Regions from separate parts of the Homo sapiens genome. Here regions 2 and 3 are each linked to region 1. The links are chromatin contacts, found by Hi-C or POLR2A ChIA-PET in ENCODE. All regions are on one chromosome and are shown on one strand. Each heading gives the region's core, a stretch centred on a gene start or an enhancer-like site at or near the end of the contact. The rest is flanking DNA. Distances are from core to core; before and after follow the strand shown. Region 1 holds the start of ARRDC4 (arrestin domain containing 4). Region 2 has its middle 33 kb from the start of LINC02251. Region 3 has its middle 18 kb from the start of LINC00923.

Region 1 (3,834 bases), core at 552-3,051:
TCTCTTGACCTTGTGATCTGCCCGCCTCGGCCTCCCGAAATGCTGGTATTACAGGTGTGAGCCACCATGCCTGGCTGGCCAAAACTGTTCTTAACTGAAATGAAAACAGAGAGTCTGGTCTTTCCCAGTACAGAATGCAAAACCTGCCATTTTGTCCTTTCATTACCGTTAGGACCATTGTCCTTTTCTCCCTCTCCCAGCCACTTAATTTGGAGGGAACCATTGCCTGGAGACAGTGAAAGTTTAGTAGAGTAAGAGGCAGAACACTATTCATGTATTGCAGAGCCAATACTACTACACGGTTAGGATACATCATTCAATCACTCAACATTTATTGAGCACTTACTGTATGCTAAGATCTGTGTTAGGCCCTAGAGGTCAAAAAACGAATGAGAACAAGTTCTGTGTTTCAAATGAGTGGGATGGATAATACATAGATAAACACGTAAGGTCACGTTGTGTTATATAAAAAAAAAAGTAGGCAGAGTAAGATCATGTAGGGAGCTATTCTAGACGAAATGGTCAGAGAATAGCAACTATTTCTGAACTTTACACAGAGCCTAATTTGTGACTTTTCCACTTTCTCTGAGAGGTAATAAGGAAATTTTGAACTTATAAAACTTTACTAAATCTCCACATTAATAATCTAAACTCAACGAGGGTAGTAGAGCAACCTTTACTTTGAGGTTTTTTTTTTAGGAAAATTGCTAAATTTCATTGTGAGATTAATCAATACATAACAGCTCACAAACGTGGCATGTCGATAAGGGGACAACTTAAAAGTTAAGAAAATGATGACCAGCTAATGACAGCTATGCAAGATGGTAAAAAACAGAACAGAGAAAAAATGGAAGGTTGAAAAGGAAAATGTAGCAGGACAAGCCGGAGGAAACTTGGGCGTGAGGAACAAGTCATCAAGGCAATTGGAAATTTCTGTGGATATGACAATGATGTCAGGAAACTTTCGGGTGGGGCAGAAACTTGAGTGACAGATGTTGTTCAAAAACAATGTGATTCATGATCTTATTTACAGCAGGAAGAATCAGAGTTCCAGCTATTCCTAACAGCGACACTGCGGAGCTTAGGAGGAGAACTCCTTAGGGGATGTATCAGGTTTAAAACCACAACCCTCATTTTTCTTATCTATGGCTCTTACATGGGCTGGGAATTCTGAAACCTGGGAGAGGCGGTGATCAAAAACCTGGAGGTTAGAAGATTCCAAGTCATTCATTAAAGTCCCGATGCGGCCGGCCCCCAAGATCTCAAAAGGAAATATTGCCGAGTTCCGTTTCCCAGAGCATCTATTTCCCCTCGAGTATTGCAGATGTAATCATAAACACAAGCCAGTTACAGCCACAACTTCATGCTTTAGCGAGAACCCAGTGGCTCCTGCAAAGTCCTTACGCTGCTAGAAACCCCGCCCCCGTTCGTAACTATGGGAACGGCTGACACGCTGAGAGCCGGAGATAACCCTGTTCCGCCCCCTCCCTGACAGATACTGTTTCCCACTGTCTGTCCACATGGGCGCACCGCCTCACTATTGGCCAGGGCTCCAGGACTGTGCCTGGCCTCAGCCAGTAAACGGCCTGTGCACGTGCACGCCGGAGCCTCCCGATTGGCCAACACTCCCTGATCACGCACGGCCTTCCTGCGCCCACCCACGCGTGGGAGCGCCAATGAAATGACTCAGTGACCATCTACAACAAATCAGCAAGAAGCAGGGCTCGCAGCTGACCAATGGCCGCCCGCCGGGGGTGGGCTGTCCCGGCCCTTTTCCAGGCCCAACTGGGTTTGTTAAAGCGACAGGCCTCTCGGCGAGCCGGTGCCCCATCGGGTACCGCACGGCTGCCGCGGCGGCCTTACCCTGCCGCGAGCGCCTGTGACAGCGGCGCCGCTGTGCTCGCGACCCCGGCTCCGGGCCTCTGCCGACCTCAGGGGCAGGAAAGAGTCGCCCGGCGGGATGGGCGGGGAGGCTGGGTGCGCGGCGGCCGTGGGTGCCGAGGGCCGCGTGAAGAGCCTGGGTCTGGTGTTCGAGGACGAGCGCAAGGGCTGCTATTCCAGCGGCGAGACAGTGGCCGGGCACGTGCTGCTGGAGGCGTCCGAGCCGGTGGCCCTGCGCGCGCTGCGCCTGGAGGCCCAGGGGCGCGCCACCGCCGCCTGGGGCCCGAGCACCTGCCCCCGCGCCTCGGCCAGCACCGCGGCCCTGGCTGTCTTCTCGGAGGTGGAGTACCTGAACGTGCGCCTCAGCCTGCGGGAGCCCCCGGCCGGTAAGCGCAGGCGAGCGCCTGGGGTTCCCCCGCCAGGCTGCGGGGCCGGGGAGGGGCTGGGAGGCCGCGCACCCTCGGGATGCCCACCTGGCAGGTGAGATCAGGGCGGGCTTCCGGGGGTGGGGTCCGGCCTACCCTCGCGGGTAAGGAGAGACCGCAAGTCCTGGGTGCGCAGCTCTTCCTGGCGCCCCGCCCCTGGCCCGCCGGGCCTGACCGGGACCAGTGGCTCGGGATTTTCTAGGACCGCGACGGGAGGGGGCCATTGGGTGCGGTGGGAACCTGTGATTGGACAATGGGGGATCCAGAAATCTAGGTCCTGTTCCTTCTGGTCCAAGAAAGGGACGGTGGAACCGGCGGCTATGAGGTTCCATTCTGCGGTGCCCGTGTCCTATGGCCTCCACTCCTCCCTATCCTGCATACGTTCTTGGTTCATGATGAATTAGCAGAAATTTGGTTTGGGGAATAGGGAAGTAGTTTCTGAGGGGTAGGAGTTCAAAGGAAGTGTTTTCCAGACTTGATCATCATGCTTGGTTTCCCTCTTCTGGGGAGCAGGGCAACTTAGTAAGAGTTGTACCTCTACCTGATACTGCTGCTGTTTCCTCCGCATCCTCTTCCTCCCCATCCTCCTCCTCCCCTCCTACCCGCTTCTTCCCCTCTCCCCCACTTCTCTCCACTCAAAATGCCTTTAGAGACAAGAGCATCAGGGCGTGTCGGGATTTCCCTTCCTGCTCACTTTGGTGAAGTCCAGTTCACAGTGTAGACTTTTCCAGAAGTACCCATGTGGGGACACACTACATGAGCGTTTCATTAATATTAGATACCAAAATTGGATCCCTTTAGTCACGAAAATACTAAGAACCATGAGTCTTACTCATTTCATGGATGGAAACTAGTTTAAACTTTTACGTTTTTGCCATGAGCTTTTATCTATCAAATAAAACAATGGTATGCACCTCCTCTCCTTGAAGAGTAAACGCATTATATCTATGTGCTATGTCTTATACAAAATATAATAGAATATGTGGTTTTGCCCTATCCTACTGTGGACACAGTGAACTCCTCGAGGTAAGTGATCATCTGAGTCATCCCAAAATTGTAGTGAGGAAAACTATATTTGGAACCAAAACTGCCTTTTGGATCAATGGGAACAGTGTGTTAGTGATAGTTCTTACTCCTTCATGCACTTTCCTCAGTATGGCTTCCAGGATCAACCCAGGCCCCAGTGGAAGCAGACAATACAATTTGCAAGATGGCCGAATGGAGTCAAGGACCTTGGGAGTGAGACATACATTGATTTTTGTCCAGGACTTTGGACTGTATCTCTGGGCCTATAACTGCTGAGTCAATAGATGTAAAATTAAAAGCAGTTGAACCTGGGATTAGCAATAAAAAACTGCTTTGGTAAAATCTGGGCTAACATTTTTTTTAATTCACAAGTCAGATGTTTATTCGTCACACACACACATATATACACATGTGGAACAGAATGTAAAAACTAGACAATTTGAAAATCTTAAACTTGTTTTAGAATGTATCATAGCACATATTGGCACAATTACATTTTGCT
Region 2 (3,834 bases), core at 916-3,415, 75 kb after region 1:
AGGGATCCACCCCCTAGAGCTAAATACCTCTCATTAGGCCTCACCTCCAACACTGATGATCAAATTTCAACCTAAGATTTGGAGGGGACAAACTTCCAAACCATGGCACCAACATACTACTGCATGGATTGGTATAGGGCGCAAAGCTTCCAGAAAGGCCTGACTCCTCACTCACCACCCTGCTACATTTCTCTTCCAGAGAGGTGGGCGAGTTCATGCAGAGCACATAGAACTTAAGGATTAGACACTGACCATCTCTCCACAGGCTGGGTGGCTTACGTGAGCATCTTCAACAACGATTTGTGGATACCACGGAAAATTCAGAAGCAGCAGGTTACAGAGCTCACTTCTGATACTGGCTCCTACTTGACACCTGGAGATGGGGCTACAATGATTAAAAAACAAGGGAGCACTCCTGTGCCAATGTCTGGAACACAGCGAATCTTCCTCTCTGCCTTCCTACCCGAGGCTTCTTTCCCAGAACTCACCAGTGGTTCTGGGCTGCTCTGGCTCAGGCACATTTAGTCATCCTTTGGGATTGATACGGGAGCTTCTTGGGCATCTTTTTGTGTCATGGAGTGAGGGGTTAATAGACCCCCTGGGACTCTACGATCAAGTTCCTTTATCTCTTCTTCTCAATTTCTTCAGTTAAAAAAATTTCAGTATCTATTTCTAGGACTTTCAATCCCCCTCCTGCTGTTAAAGTCTTGACCTCCTACATGATGTGAGTTTTTGAACTTACCCAGATCTGCTGTCAATTCGGTTCCTGAGAACTGTGCTATGTTTTCCCCTGGGGCTCTCTCCAGTCTCACTTCTTAACTCTCCTCAAGTTCCCTTTACCACCAACCCTAATAGAAAAGAAGGGATGGGACAGGCCATCCTCTGGGGATCACCAGAATAAGAAACTTCAATCCACAAATGATCAAAGACAATTCACTCTGCAAACGTCTGGACAGACATGAGAAGGAACAAGAATAAAACTACCACTCATCCATTAGCATGCATTTTTTTATGATTAAGGTGTTTATCATAGCAACAAAACTAAAACAAAATGAAAAACGAACCAACCAAGTGTTCAGTAAAAAGGGATGGGTTAAGTAAATCCCGATACATAATTACATCGTAATGCTATGTACCACTCAAAGCTATGATATGGAAGAATATTTAATGGCATAGAACAATGTTCATGATGTATTGCTAAACAAAAAAAAGTTTACAATACGAATCCTACACACACATGCAGGCACATGTGCAAACATGCATGCACACACACAAGTATGCACACGTGCAGACACAGGCATACATAAGTAGCTATGTAGTTATAATATACATAAAGAAAACAAAAGACTGGTAAGAGCCACACATCAAAATGTCAAGTGCTTATCATTACATATGATTTTTGCTAATTTTACTTGATTTTTAATGATCAGATTATATACCATTTTCTTTTTTTTTTTTTTTTACCTTCAAGTTATGAACTATTGTGACATATACCAGTTTTGTTTTGTTTTGTTTTTTTCCCAAGACAGAGTCTTGCTCTGCCACCCAGGCTGGAGTGCAGTGGCCCGATGTCGGCTCACTGTAACCTCTGCCTCCCAGGTTCAAGCAGTTCTCCTGCCTCGCCCTCTGGAGTAGCCGGGACTACCAGTGCAGGCCACCACGCCTGGCAAATTTTTATTTTTGTAGTCAGAGTTTTGCCATTTTGCCCAGGCTAGTCTCAAACTGTTGAGTTTAGGTGATCTACCCACTTCAGCCTCCCAAAGTGCTGGGATTATAGGCATAAGCCACCGTGCCAGGTGCCTGACATATACCACTTTTTAAAGGTGATTTTTTTAAAAAATGAAACTTCAGAGCCGCTCATCCCCCTACTTCCTTGCCTCTCTGAAAAATCTCTTGTGCTTTGAATCTCTGAGCTAAATGATCTTGTCTGCCCCTGGGCTATTGCTAAAGGACAGTGACCTCATTATCAATCACAGAAATCAAGGCACAAACTGCCAGCAGACTGAGCTTTGAGCTCAGAGCTTCTGCCTGGTTCCCTGTGCGTGAACACAAACTACATAACCTCATGTTGGGTCAAGAGAAGCCCACTTTCTTTACTCAGTCATTCTAGACAGCAGTAAGCTGCTTTCTATGCATGATTTCCAGTTACCTTGCAAGACGGTGCAAAACTGACTGCTTGGGCAGGCCTAGGCCAGGTGAGGAGAGAGAACCTTTAGTCCAAACCACATTGTTTACCTCTGATTCACATGCAACAGAGCCTGCTGATCATGCAGAAATGAGTAGTTCCATTACAAGAATTTTCTAGTTAAAAGCTAATCTATGTTTAATTTTAAATTTAATTTCAAATTTTAAAAAATTCAAGAGAAATATTTTAAAAGTTATTTTACACTTTCTTGCCTTGGTAAGCAAATTAAATCTAGTGCATTTATTTTGATGAATACTAATTATAATTAATTCTTCTCCACTCTAAGCGATGCTAATGTGGTGTACAATCTTATACCATGCAGGCCAAAACCCCTTGCCTTTCATGTCTTTTCTGCGTTCATCTCCTCCTTCACTGTTAAGAAGACATTTCATGTTCTGTTTCAGTCAGATGGAGCTGCTATGACAAGATACCATAGGCCAGGCAGATTAAACAACAGAAATTTTTTTCTAGAAATTCAGGGGGTCTAGGAAGTCCAAGGTCAATGTATGGACAAATCTTATGTCTTTTGAGCGATCGCTGGTGGAGACAGTGAGCTTTACTCTTTCTCTTCTTATAAAGACACTGATTTCATTATGGTGGCTCCAGTCTCACAAACTCATCCAAACCTAATCACCTTCTAAAGGACCCACCTCCTCTGCAGGGTAGGGCTTCATCATATGCATTTTGGGGGCTGCAAGCATACAGCCCATAACACCACCTACAGAGGGAAAGTGTTAATTTCTGACCTCCTTTATAATTCTTCACTTTTGATATTATCTTAATTGTGACAACAGAGAAACAACTCCTTAATATTGTTTTAATGGATAAGTAAATAAGTTCTGAATAAATCTTTAAGGTTTTGCGTGTTAATGTTTTCACCTATGGGTTTTTGTCTATACGTTCAATCTGGTTTGGTCAGAATTTTTTTTTTATTATTTACTGGCTTTTGTTCATTCTTCAGCTAAAGTAGAGGATAAATGATCTTCAAACACAAGGTGTCCACCTGTCTTTTAAACATGGACTTTACTGTTGGTTTGCTTTTATTTTTCATCTTTCCTTAAATAAAATAAATGTTCTTCAATGGGAAAATCTGCGTCCCGTATTTGGTCCTCTACTATTCTGAACACAGAGCAGATGCTTGATAAACACTGCGCAACTGGCAATTCACAGACCTCAAAGACTCTTAACTGTGTAGGCCAGACGTGAAGCCATGAAATAATAAATCAAAGGCACAAGTGTGCATAGCAATATGATGAAAAATTAAATTTCTACGAGAAACTATAATTCCTAAAACAGTGTTTTTTAAATCTGTTTATCTGGGGACTCCCTACCAAAGAACTCTAAAAACTGCATACTAAGTGGTGCATTTATAGATGTACTTCTAAAATGTGTCATGGTTAAGTTTACAAAGTTACAGAGAATATGCTTTTTTGATACATTGTAACTATTGACTTTTAAAAATAAAGCTGATCCTTCATTTTAAATATATCTAATAGAATCTAGATATCACGGTGATTAATCCTTCCATCATCCACTTTAAAAATCTACAAACAAGTTCCTCTTAATAGACAGAAATTTCATTTTTTCTTCTTGAACTCTTATTTGTATTCCACTCACTTGGCATAATTTTATTTCTCTAGGTTGACTTA
Region 3 (3,834 bases), core at 586-3,085, 68 kb before region 1:
ATATTCACTGCTCTTTCTATATACAAAATTTACAAAACCAGAATTGAACTGAGTATAATCATTTCTAAACTGTTCTCTAAACCAGCAATAAGCCAACAATCACGAACATTCTCTGCCTGATCATTTAGTAATTTTCCCTGTCATGATTTTAATGACTATATTATTTTAATGACTTCACATGTTAAGGGTTCCTATAATAGATGCAGCACTCTGCTCTTTTGGGATATTCACGCTGTTTCTTATTTTTATTATAATAAAAAATATTGCACGGAGCATTCTTTCAGGTAAGTCTTAGCGCACAGCTCTGAATCTCTAGATTCTAAAGAAAAAAAATGGAAAAGGGATGGTGTTGAGAACTAACCAAGAAGCAATAGAATAGGGTAGGAAGACCCATGGGAAGTTGGTAGGTGTTTTTGGTTATACTGGTCCCACCATCACTCACTTTTTTTTTTTTTTTTTTTTTTTTGAGGCAGGGTCTCTCTCTGTCACAAGGGCTGGAGTGCAATGGCACGATCTCGGCTCACTGCAACCTCTGCCTCCCAGGTTCAAGTGATTCTCCTGCCTCGGCCTCCCAAGTAGCTGGCATTACAGGCATGCACCACCACACCCAGCTAATTTTTGTATTTTTAGTAGAGATGGAGCTTCACCATGTTGTCCAGGCTGGCCTCAAACTCCTGACTTCAGATGATCCACTCAGCTTGTTCTCCCAAAGTGCTGGGATTACAGAAGTGAGCCACCGCGCCTGGCCCCACCATCACTTCTTCTGTCACTAAACCCCTTATTTCTCTTCCTGGGCCTGAGTTTCCTCAGGAGAGAAAAGAGAAAGGGCTGCCAAGGAGGCAGCAACAACATTTTGCAATTCTCCTCACCTGCTTCTGCTCTTCACAAGACCACAACAGCTGGTGACTTGGGCAGAGGCTCGCAGGACCTTCTCCTAGATGAGGCAGGCAGGGCCCTTCAGCCTGGGAGGCCTGGACATCCTGGTGAGGGTGGGACAGTGGCTGCCCTCATGCTGCCTGGTTTTCACTGATAGCTTGATGAAGATGTTACAAAGCTCTTAAAAGCCCTATTTCTGTGTCTCTTTAAACTTCAAAGGGTGCCATGTCACAGCCTGCCTTAAGCCCTGGGGTGATGCGAGCCACCCTTGAACAGGTGGACTGATTGGTACAGGTTACATTCCTGCTGTGTACACCAATCTCTCTCTCTGGGTAACCCATATTTTCATGTTGTTAACTGTCAAGTTCGAACATTTGAACCAAATCATAAAATTTGTATGAGACACAAAGTTGTCCAGACAGAAATGAGCTCCATTTCAGTGGTAGGGAAACAAGCACATTTAAACACTCTGACCCGAGGTAGATCCAGCTGGAGGCCCTGAAGCTTATACAATTTGGGCATGCCATGTAAGAAAGAGAATAAAAAGTTACAGCATAACATTAGCTACAGAGCCTTGGAAAGGGCCTTGCATAGGAGAGGAATGAGGCTCAGGGTTGTTCTAAAGCACCCTGGGGGCTTGGTCAACCCCAAATGCTGACGTCATTCCCAGAGCTTCAGTTTAGGTGAGCATGACGAGGGACTGGGAAATTTCTAACAAGTTGTTCGGTAGCACCAAAGCTGCTGGTCCACACAGAGTGTCCATACCTTGAGAACCACAGATTTATACAAACACGGGTCACGGTCTCTTCAAGAAACATACACATTCTTTTTCACATTTTACAAAATCTTATTTAGTATCCCACATTTTACCAAAAATACACAGGACAGCGTGACAGTCTCTCCCAGGGCTGTCGAAGGGCCCCGGCGAGTGAGAAGCACAGAGGCAGAAGCTTCACTTGCTTTGCAGACAGGCCATGGCTGGGGAGGCCACTTCACCATTCAGCAGAGCCCTAAGAGGTTGCATTTCTGTGATGAGAGCACTGTGTCAACTGTCCTCAAAACAGAACACTATGTCTTGCCTGGATGACCAGATGCTGGTTATCTGTATTGCTACCAGACGGAGCTAGGACAGTGTGTACGAGCTGTTACTATAGAGCTAGATTAAGGAATTCAAATCATGGACTTGCCATGGACTGCGTGGCCTTGATCAAGTTACTAACCTTTCTGTGCATCAGTTTCCTTGTCTCAAAAGTGGAGATGGTAATGGTACCTCCTTCGCAGTACAGTTATGAGGATTCGGCACTCAGTAAATGACTAGCTGGTAGCAGCAGCAGCAGTGTAATTGGCTTACAGCACTAACTCTAGAAACTGACATGGATTCAAATCCTGGCCCCACCACTCCAGAGTGGCACAAACATAAGTAAGGAAATAATCTCCTTGAGCCTTTATTTCTTCATCTGTGAAACAGAAATAATAATGACACTTATCTAGCTAGAGTTCTTTAAGAGTGAAATGAGATAATGCATACGAACATGCTGCGTGCCCAGCACACAGTAAGGTTCCATAACTGTCAGCTGCTGCTAATGTTGTTACTATTGTCTCCGCATTTGATGATCTTATGTTAATCCTCATTGGCTCAGAAATCACAGAGGAAGCCCCCGGACCCTCTTGTTCCATTGCTGAGCACATGGTAAGAAGTCAACGCATGTCTTCTGTATTGAAACCGAAAATGGAATTGAATGCCTTTGTCTCATCAACATCAACATCAACATCAACATCAGAATTTATGGTTCATTTTGACATGAGTTAGTAAAAGTAATTCTATGAAAATCAAGGTGCAATTGTTCTGGTGGTGGAAAAGATGTAAAAGCTGGTTTCTTAGGAGTAAACCAAATTTCCCCTTTGGGTTGAATAAGTGATTGGTCTACTCATATTTATTGAGAGCTCAGTGATTTTATTGTTTGTGTGGCTGGGCTTGGATATACAGAACACTAAAACTATCAGGAGTGGAAGGAAGGGGCAGTTCTGGGAACTGTCATTTCATTGGCTACCAGGAAAATGGCTATGGTGGCGTTTCTAAGGCCACTCGGCAGACAGTGGACAATTGCCAGTGGGCCTGTTGGGGGCCATCTGTAAAGGGGCTTCAACTACAAAATGAAAAGGTTAAGAGACAGTGAAGAACCCTGGCCAGAAGCCTAGAACCAGCAGCAGAGACCACCCTTTGGTGAAGAAAAAGAGGCTGATTCTACCCCTATCCTTCTTTCCCTGCCTAAGCTCCTCCAAGAGGGGACTGGTGAGAGAGCAATGCTGAAATCCTCAATTGGAGGCTTTAGTTAAATGACGTTGTGGCTGTATTGAACTATCAGGTGTCAGAACCTATCATTTATACAGAAAAGGAGTAAAAATAGGATGACTCACTAAAGCTTTCCAAAATGCTGATTCATTCATTCAAAAGCATGTGTAGCACCTATTGTGAACCATAAATGGTTTCAACACCAGGAGGAAGTAAAGTGTCTATTCATCATTTTTATGATCGTGCCAGTTCCAGGTGCCGTAGAAACTCGTGTTCCCTACAGTGCAAGACTTATAGTACATATTCAATTAACTCTAGTTCAATTAAAATACGCAGGGAATATGCTTCTGGTATCAGATTAGAAGTATTTAGTCTGCAAACATCATCATGTTTACCATGGAAGATATGATACCCTGTTGTGTGCCTCCTTCTATATGAGTATGTCCTGTTTGTACAAGGAGACTGCCAGGAATGCCTCTAAGAGAGGGACCATGTAGTAACCAGCATGTGCCCTGCTAGTACCTGTCACAGGGTCTGTATTTGCTAATGAAAGTGGTCATCAACAACCTCCATATAGCGGCAATTGTTTATTGTGCCCCAGTCATTTTTCCTGTAAACCATGCCCAGCTTATGTGGGCAAGGTGTCCTGCGAACACAGCATAGGG

The links. A loop is a pair of places that touch in the nucleus more often than their neighbours do. ChIA-PET counts read pairs that join two places held with the same protein, here RNA polymerase II (POLR2A). Pooled maps may share reads with other maps.
Region 2: a map of mammary epithelial cell shows a loop between it and region 1 (4-fold over the local background). The contact joins the enhancer-like site here to the promoter of ARRDC4 in region 1. A Hi-C loop is called at or near these places in 6 of 168 maps with a recorded cell type or tissue (MCF 10A, aorta, endothelial cell of umbilical vein and 3 more) and 5 of 50 pooled maps. POLR2A ChIA-PET finds 5 or more read pairs at or near these places in 2 of 52 experiments (BJ and MCF 10A).
Region 3: a loop to region 1 is called in a pooled map, with 2.4 times the contacts of the local background. The contact joins the enhancer-like site here to the promoter of ARRDC4 in region 1. A Hi-C loop is called at or near these places in 10 of 168 maps with a recorded cell type or tissue (Caco-2, Calu3, MCF 10A and 7 more) and 16 of 50 pooled maps. POLR2A ChIA-PET finds 5 or more read pairs at or near these places in 2 of 52 experiments (BJ and MCF 10A).

Annotation. Positions count from the first base shown.
Region 1 is chr15:97,958,902-97,962,735 of GRCh38, forward strand. It overlaps ARRDC4 (arrestin domain containing 4), which reads left to right and starts at 1,802. Exons shown (of 8, transcript NM_183376.3): 1 at 1,802-2,267. The coding sequence starts at 1,961.
Region 2 is chr15:98,033,671-98,037,504 of GRCh38, forward strand. No RefSeq gene overlaps it. Among named protein-coding and RNA genes, the nearest start is that of LINC02251, 33 kb to the left of the region's middle. Within about 2 kb of position 2,166, at least 3 of the 41 ENCODE cell types and tissues checked have a DNase peak (open chromatin) inside an H3K27ac peak, as active enhancers do; they include mammary epithelial cell, where a contact is called at or near this core.
Region 3 is chr15:97,890,821-97,894,654 of GRCh38, forward strand. No RefSeq gene overlaps it. Among named protein-coding and RNA genes, the nearest start is that of LINC00923, 18 kb to the left of the region's middle. Within about 2 kb of position 1,836, at least 2 of the 41 ENCODE cell types and tissues checked have a DNase peak (open chromatin) inside an H3K27ac peak, as active enhancers do; they include heart right ventricle, where a contact is called at or near this core.